Regions from separate parts of the Homo sapiens genome. Here region 1 is linked to region 2. The links are chromatin contacts, found by Hi-C or POLR2A ChIA-PET in ENCODE. All regions are on one chromosome and are shown on one strand. Each heading gives the region's core, a stretch centred on a gene start or an enhancer-like site at or near the end of the contact. The rest is flanking DNA. Distances are from core to core; before and after follow the strand shown. Region 1 holds the start of TSPAN33 (tetraspanin 33). Region 2 overlaps METTL2B (methyltransferase 2B, tRNA N3-cytidine).

Region 1 (4,160 bases), core at 1,661-4,160, 640 kb before region 2:
AGAGCAGAATTTGATTAGGATGGTGGAAGTCTACAAAAAAGAAAGCATGGGAACCAGTCCCTGAAGAGGAGCTAGGAAGAAAGATGGCCCCCTGATCTGGGGAGGCAGCATTTTCTCTCCAGCTGCTCTTGTATGAATATACCTGTGCAGCACTGGGTTTGGGGGAGAAGGGACATTCAATAACACCTGAAAAGTACTGTCCCCTAGGAAGGGCAATCAGGACACAGGGAGATTCATCCTTAGATCCAGCTCTAGGTCTTGAAGAAAGAAAACAGTCCCCAAAATGATTCATTCATCCTTAAATAGTTCACTGAGGCAGAAATTGTTTCTCCTTTAGAGGAGAAAGATTAAGGTCAGAGAGACAGATACATTGGCTTAGGGTCACACAGTAAGTTGGTGCCAAAAAGATGCTGAGCCTCTTGTCTTTCAGTGTGCTATTTCTAGAGCCTCTGATTTTTTATGAGTCTACTGTAGGGCCAAGAAGGGGCTCTATTCTAATTTGGGGTGGTGCTAGCTTGGCCACCCACGTCTTCTGACCTTGAATGAAGCATTTTTACCAAGGTAAATGGGTCTGTGGAGCCAAACTCTCTCCTGGCTGAGATCTCTCAAAGTCGTTTGTCCGATAAAAGGGGGGTAGGGTGGAGGTAGGGGGTAGGGAAGCTCGAGAAAAAAAAAATGACCAGGAACACAAGTGTAACAGATGCACCCAGCTGTTGTCACTGGCGAGCACAGACAAGGGTGAGGTACCAATGGCTCCAAGGGAGACAGTCTCGGCAGATAAAGGAAGTCAGAGTGACGACCTAAAGTCCCTGAAATGCTAGTGCTGGCTCCGAGGATGTCACGTCACTGGCCTGGCACACTCAGTGAGCACAGAGACTTCACTGATACTTGCCCCTAAGTGGGGAGTCTCTTAGTACATCCCCCAGCACTGGTAGAGTGGTAAGGGATTTTCTTGTGTTTTTCCCTAACCTCCAGCTGAAGCAGAACCTAGACTATGGGAACTTGGGTTGACTGGTTAACTACTAATACTGCCCATACCCCAGCTATAGCAGCAGCCATCTGTGCTGAGGACTTCCCCCAGCGGCACTGTGGTTCAGTAGAAAGGTCACCAGACCAAGCCTGCTAACCAGCTGTTGGACCTTGGACAAAACATTTAACATCTCTGTGCTTTAGTTTTCTACATTTTATAGACATAAACACAGATGCTGGACAAGATGTCTTCTAAAATTTTTTTCCAGTTTTACAACTGAGCATTTGATAGGAGCACAAGTTTCATTTTCCCCAGGAGTAGGATGGCTGAGTGCGCTGTCATCACCACCCTATGGGATTTCTCTCATTTGTCCCAACAGGCCAGCACTTATGGGCTTTGTGTCTGCACCTCACCCCACGGGCCCTGTGAAACCTTTCCAGCAAATGGCTTAGATGTCTGTTCTGCTCCCTCCCCTAGGAAACATATTTTAGACTCAATTCTTCCCTCCTGCAAGTCTGAACTTTAGGTCTCCAGCTGAAGTGGGCAAGGATGGTGGGCTCCAGAAGCAGCAGCTCTGGTGTGGTAGGAGCCAGAAGAGGAGGTGAATGGGGGAAGGATGTCCCTATGTTCTCACACCCCAGGACCTCCAGGACTCTCTAGCCAGGAAACAGGGTCGAGCTGGCATTGCATGATCTGGTTCAGCTCAATTCTCAGCTTCAGCAGTCTTTCTGCCACCCCTGATCACACTGGGTTGGATTTGTGGGGGAGGGAGTCAAGGCCTGCAGACATGAACATACATGCTTAGGTCGGTCAAGTCAACAATGAACGGCAGAGTGGGATGGGAATCCAGGTGTCCGGAGTCCCAGCCCAATACTTTTTCCACCCCAAGCAGAAGATTCTGAAAGGACCCCTGGCCCTCCGGCCCAACACGGGGTCCTGTTTAAAGACACTGGTGATTGCCAGGCTCCAGGGGTGAAGTCTGGTCCTGAGAAGGGTGGCAGGGAGGGGACAAAGTTTGGGGCAGTGCTGGGATGGGAAAGACATCTGCACCTGGAGGCCATTCTTCCTAGACTTTGGGGGGGTGGAGGTGGGGGTAGATGAGGCCTGCAAAAGGAAGAGATGATGCCAGTAACCCATCCTCTCTGAGGTGGTGGAGAGAGAGGTTTGGGTTTTTCCTTCCTCTTCTTTCTTTGCCAGCCGGGCCTCCAGGCCCCCAGGCCTGAAAGTCAGCCGCCACCCCCGACCCCCATCATGAATGTGTCAGTGGGTCCGCCTTGGGCCAACAGGCTCCCTCAAACCCACATTTCTAGCCTAACACAGACCCTCCTCCGACGCCCCGAGAATACCCATCAGTCTTTACTGATTCCCTGGCATACCCTCCTCCCTACAACGCCCCCTGCAGACGCGGCGTCCCCGGGGTGTCCCTCCCCAGGATAAATTCCCCCAAAGTGCCGTCAGCCCAGAAAACTCGGCAGTGCGGCTCCCGCGCGTGGGGCACCCCGGGCCACCCTTCCACCCCGCGGGGGGACCCCGCCGCCCAGGTGCCCTCGACCCCGAGACTCACCCAGAAGAGCATGTTGAAGAAGAAGAGCAGGTATTTCACCAGCGGGCTGACGAAGGAGAACTCCTCCCCGGAGGCGGCCGGCGCCCGGGGTCTCCGCGCCATGGCCCCGCCGCCGCCACCGCCCCCGGGGGCCTATTTCCCAGCGGCTGCCGGCCGGCCTGTGTGCCCCGCGCCCGGGGGCATGAGCCGAGCCGCGCCGCGCAGGAGCCCGGCCGGCGGGGGAGCCTGCGCTGCGGCGGGAGGCGCCCGAGCCGGGGGGCCGGGAGCGGCGCGGGCCGGGGAACCGCGCCTGGAGCTGCTGGAGCCGCGGTGGGCAGCGCGAGCGGACGAGACTCACCCGCGGCCGCAGGACCAGCCCGGCCAGCCAGGCGCCCAGGAAACCCGGCCCGCCCCCGGCCGCTCATTGGCGCGACGGCTGGAGCCCGACTTCCCATTGGCTCGTGGCTGATGTCACTAAGTATCCAGCCATCCCTCTCCACCGAGAGTCGGGGGAGACACCTGTTCTGTGAGGGATAACTTGTTAAAGGGTCAGCGGTTCTGCCTCTCCCCTACCCCTAAGGGAAAGCATCCAGGCTGCAGCTGCTCAAAGGAACAAGAGTGAGGAGAAGGAATGCACAGTGCATCCCACACCCACGTCCTCCGCCCAGCTGCTGTGCACATATGCAAACACACATACATTAAAATCAACAAGTACGCACACCGTGTGTTGAGCAATGCGCCGAAAGCTCTGGGAACGCGGGAGAACAGAAACAATCCCTGGGGGATGACAATAAAATCAGGGAGACAAAACTAACCTACACATAACAATTAGACCAAGGGTAGATGCAATCTTGTTTAGTAACTATACATTTTAAATGCTTATTTCAGAAGCTCTACAACCCAACAGTGGAAATTTGGAAACATCACCGCCAATCCCGCCATCCTAATTCATTGCTGTCTCAATTCCCGCCCCCGCAGCCCCTCTTCCCTTGGTCTACTTGCAGACACCGTTTTTAACATGCTGATCCGGCACACACAGGTTGAGTGCAGCGTAGCTGGCGAATATATTATGCTGGCTACCCTAACTAATACAAGTTGAACCTCGGGGAGGGAATCTGATTCCACCATAATTAGCTGCGTGAAAGCTGCAAGCTACTTAATCTCTCGGAGCCTCAGTTTGTTTAATGTTAAATGGGAGAGTCCTGACCTAGATGGCGATTTGAGGATTAAATGAGATAATGCATGTAGCTCACTTAGCACATGGCTGGCACATGGAAGGCTCATCAAAGGCATTACAGTATTTCGTTTTAGCAGAATTAAGAATCCAGTGTGGAAATATGATAACCGCACAAATAATTATAATACGTTTGGTAGAAGGTTAGTGAAGATAGCGTGGCAAGTGAAATTAGGGGAGGATGGGATTTAGAATAGTAGAGACGGAGGGGAAACATAATCCAGGTGGATTAAAAAAAAAGGGGGTGAACCAAAGCCTGGAGGTGCAAAAGCACGCCATGTGTTTCGTGCAAAATAAGCAGACTGCTGTGGCTGGAGCACAGGGTATGCTTGGAATAGCAGTGGGACATAATGCTGACCGATGCCGTTACATGTGGAATTGTGTTAAAACTGCGGAAGTAATTGAATATCAGA
Region 2 (4,069 bases), core at 22-2,521:
CTTTCTATCTCTCTCTCTTTTCTTTTCTTTTTTGAGACAGAGTCTTGCTGTGTCACCCAGCAGTGGTGTGATCACAGCTCACTGAAGCCTTGAACTTCTGGGCTCAAGCGATCCTCTCACCTCAGCCACCTGAGTAGCTAGGACTACACACAGGCACCACCACGCCTGGCTAATTTTTTATTTTTTTGTATGAACAGGATGCTGCTATGTTACCCAGGCTGGTGTTGAACTCCTGGACTCAAGCGATCCTCCCATCTTGGCCTCCCAAAGTGCTGGGATTACAGGTGTGAGCCATCACACCTGGCTATAACATTAAATTTTAATGGCAAAATCCAAATTCAGAGAATGGAAGTAGAGAATGAATGAATGAAGGCAGTGTGAGGCTCATCTGTGGGTAAAGATGCCAAGCTTGAGGCTGGAGTCAAGGCTACGGTGTCTCAGGGTCCCCAGTGGGGTATTAAATCGGACTGTGGTGATTTGTCCTGAAACCTGGTCATGGAGTGTGTTTCACTGGCTACAGAGACAATGTCCAACCTTGAGCCAAGACACTTATTTAAATAAAATGAAGCAGTCATGATGCAATGTTTCAGTGTTTTCACCTGGGAAATTCACCATGAGCACTTCTTCTACCTCTTAACCAGGGTTCCCAAATCACAACCTGTAGACCAAATTAGGAAGCACGCACAAATCTGCAATGCATCAACGCAGCCAGGCTCTGAAAATAGCAGCTGCAGCCACAAACCAAAGAACAGGCCTTTGTGAACAGACTGAAAGAAACTGCTTGTCCTGAGCTCATCTTTTAAGCCACAGACAGAACTCCTTACTCCTACTAAAGTATGTATTTAAGCAAAGATAGGAATCAATTACATCCAAGTAGGATGGCTTAGCACGTTAGATTTTCCCTTTCTCACTAAGTTTCCAAGGCCTAATTTTCCAACCAGAACCCAAGAGAATATGAACTTATATGAAAAGAAGTGGCCGACCCATTGTACATAGGTTTGATAGCATTAACAGAGGCCAGGCTCTACATGAATCCTGCAAGACCGGGAGATGAATCCCTTTCACAGTGCAAAACCCACTTTCAGGGTGATCGCTGCCTTCAGGAACATGGTTTCACTCCAATAGCTCCAGTGCATCTGTCTCAAACTGTCTCTCATTTTTCAAACAACATTGAATTTATCTCCTCACCCTAATTAACACTACTTAGGAAGGTAAATCAGTTTCAGAAACACTTCTCTGTTAGATTCACATTGAAACCACACAACTTCCTGAGCAGCTTCACACCTGGAGCCACCTTCCAGCCCCACATAGCACCTTTCTTTTTTTTTTTTTTTTTTTTTTGAGATGGAGTCTTGCTCTGTCACCCAGGCTGGAGGGCAATCTCTGCTCACTGCAACCTCCGCCTCCCGGGTTCAAGCAATTCTTCTACCTCAGCCTCCCCAGTAGCTGGGATTACAGGCTCCCACCACCATGCCTGGCTAAATTTTTTTTATTTTTAGTAGAGATGGGTTCTGCCATGTTGGCCAGGCTGGTCTCAAACTCCTGACCTCAGGTGATCCGCCTGCCACAGCCTCCCAAAGTGCTGGGATTACAAGCGTGAGCCACCACGCCCGACCCACCATTCTTGCATTAAGCATATTAAGAGATACCATTCAGAGCCAGACTGATAGTTGAGACAGTATTTATTTTTTAAGTGGCACTGAGGTCATATACTTTAATCCCTCCCAACACATGTAACAGTCCTCTGCCCATCATTAGCGATTCTGAGGATGAAACGTTATGCAAAGTCCCTTACAGAGTCAAATTTGGCCTGAGAGATAAAAAGTCGAGCTTAGCAGATGGCAGGGAATAAAAGGGAGCAGGGGCAGGAGAAGGCTCGTCTTTTTAATCTAAGCCAAAGCCCAAACCAGGTGCCAGAAAGATAAAATAAAAACTGTGCCTATAGTTTTGCAATGCTTTAGGGATGCTGAAGGACAGTCTTTAGAGAATCATTTAAATTAATGTATCTATTCTTCATTTCAAAAGATAAATGAAATACCATCCCAGTGATTCAGTTTTTTCCAGTTTTAAGTAAATACGGTAATGGAAAAGATGGGAGCTCTCTTCCTCCCTTCATTCTTTGCTCCCACCTCTGAAAACCCATTAAGTGGGGCCAGTCACGGTGGCTCATCCCAGCACTTTGGGAGGCCGAGGTGGGAGGATTGCTTGAGCTCAGGAGCTCAAGACCAGCCTGGGACACATGGTGAAACCCTGTCTCTACAAAAAATACAAAAATTAGGCTTGGTGGCACATGCCTGTAGTCCCATCTACTTGGGAGGCTGGGGTGGGAGAATCACTTGAGCATGGGAGGTCGAGGCTGCAGTAAGCAGTAAGCAGTGATCGTGCTGCTGCACTCCAGCCTGGGTGAGCCTGTCTCAAAAACAACAACAAATAACCCCACAAGAAACTCAAATACCCATGGGTCCATATTGAGACAAGTAAATCAGATATGAGAAAGCTTTTCTGTACAAAATACCAACCAATCAGTGTAGAAGGAATGGAAGGATCAGAAACCACTATTTGGCAACTATCATAGTTATTCAGACAAAAAACAGCAATAGATACTGAAACTAGGGGGTAGAAGTTTGATGAGGAACAGGATATTTAGTCTCAAAGCACTTCCCTACAAAATACTTATTAACTTTACAGTGGCAGAACCTGGCAGACAACACAACTAAGTGACATCACCAATAATGGGGAAATTCATAATCATGTGTCGCCTGATACGATCCTATGGGAGGAACACAGCATCACCTCTGAATATTCCTGCCCAAAATGCAGAGCCTGAACCAAATCATGAAGAAACACCAACAAACCCAATTCGAGTTTACACAATAGCCTCTTACCTTAAAATGCAAAGGTGCAAAAGCAAGCCTAAACTGTAGACTGAAGGAGACTGAGACACAACTAATAAATTCAATACAATTATTTATTTTTTACATTTTTTTTGTTTTTTTATTTTGAGACGGAGTCTCACTGTTGCCCAGGCTGGAGTGCAATGGTGCGATCTCGGCTCACTGCAACCTCCGCCTCCCAGGTTCAAATGATTCTCTAGACTCAGCCTCCCAGATAGCTGGGATTACAGGCGCCCACCACCATGCCCAGCTAATTTTTTTTTTTTTTTTTTTTTGAGACGGAGTTTCACTCTTGTTGCCCAGGCTGGAGTGCAATGGCGCCATCTCGGCTCACTGCAACCTCTGCCTCCCAGATTCAAGTGATTCTCCTGCCTCAGCCTTCCAAGTAGATGGGGTTACAGGCATGCGCCATCACACCTGGCTATTTTGTATTTTTAGTAGAGACGGGGTTTCTCCATGTTGGTCAGGCTGGTCTCGAACTCCCGACCTCAGGTGATCCACCTGCCTCGGTCTCTCAAAGTGCTGGGATTACAGGTGTGAGCCACCATGCCTGGTCTGTATTGTTAGCAGAGATGGGGTTTCATTAAGTTGGCCAGGCTGGTCTCGAACTCCTGACCTCAAATGATCCGCCCACCTCGGCCTCCCAAAGTGCTGGGATTACAGGCGTGAGCCACTGCACCCGGCCTATGTTTAACATTTTTTAAAAAGTCAGGGTCTTGGCCGGGCGTGGTGGCTCACGCCTGTAATCCCAGCACTTTGGGAGGCTGAGGCGGGCAGATCACCTGAGGTCGGGAGTTCGAGATCAGCCTGACCAACATGGAGAAACCTTGTCTCTACTAAAAATACAAAAAATTTAGCTGGGAATGGTGCTGCATGCCTGTAATTCCAGCTACTTGGGAGGCTGAGGCAGGAGAATCACTTAAACTTGGGAGGTGGAGATTGCAGTGAGCCGAGATCGTGCCATTGTACTCCAGCCTGGGCAACAAGAGCGAAACTCCATCTCAAAAAAAAAAAAAAAAAAAGTCAGGGTCTTGCTACATTACCCAGCCTGGTCTTGAACTCCTGGCCTCAAGTCATCCTCCTGCCTTGGGCTCCCAAAATGCTAAGATTACAGGAGCCACTGTGCCCAGCCAACATAATCATGTTTTTGTGTGACAAAGCTATTATTGGGACTA

The links. Hi-C counts contacts between places; a loop is a spot of excess contacts on that map. ChIA-PET counts read pairs that join two places held with the same protein, here RNA polymerase II (POLR2A). Pooled maps may share reads with other maps.
Region 1: a pooled map shows a loop between it and region 2 (2.7-fold over the local background). The contact joins the promoter of TSPAN33 here to the enhancer-like site in region 2. A Hi-C loop is called at or near these places in 1 of 50 pooled maps. POLR2A ChIA-PET finds 5 or more read pairs at or near these places in 2 of 52 experiments (GM12878 and H1).

What each region holds. Positions count from the first base shown.
Region 1 is chr7:129,143,457-129,147,616 of GRCh38, reverse strand. TSPAN33 (tetraspanin 33) reads right to left here and starts at 2,910. Exons shown (of 8, transcript NM_178562.5): 1 at 2,535-2,910. The coding sequence starts at 2,636. RefSeq lists a silencer at 2,788-2,997.
Region 2 is chr7:128,504,198-128,508,266 of GRCh38, reverse strand. METTL2B (methyltransferase 2B, tRNA N3-cytidine) reads right to left here. Exons shown (of 9, transcript NM_018396.3): 9 at 1,665-4,069. Among named protein-coding and RNA genes, the nearest start is that of METTL2B, 29 kb to the right of the region's middle. RefSeq lists an enhancer at 1,402-1,491. Within about 2 kb of position 1,271, at least 5 of the 41 ENCODE cell types and tissues checked have a DNase peak (open chromatin) inside an H3K27ac peak, as active enhancers do; they include GM12878, where a contact is called at or near this core.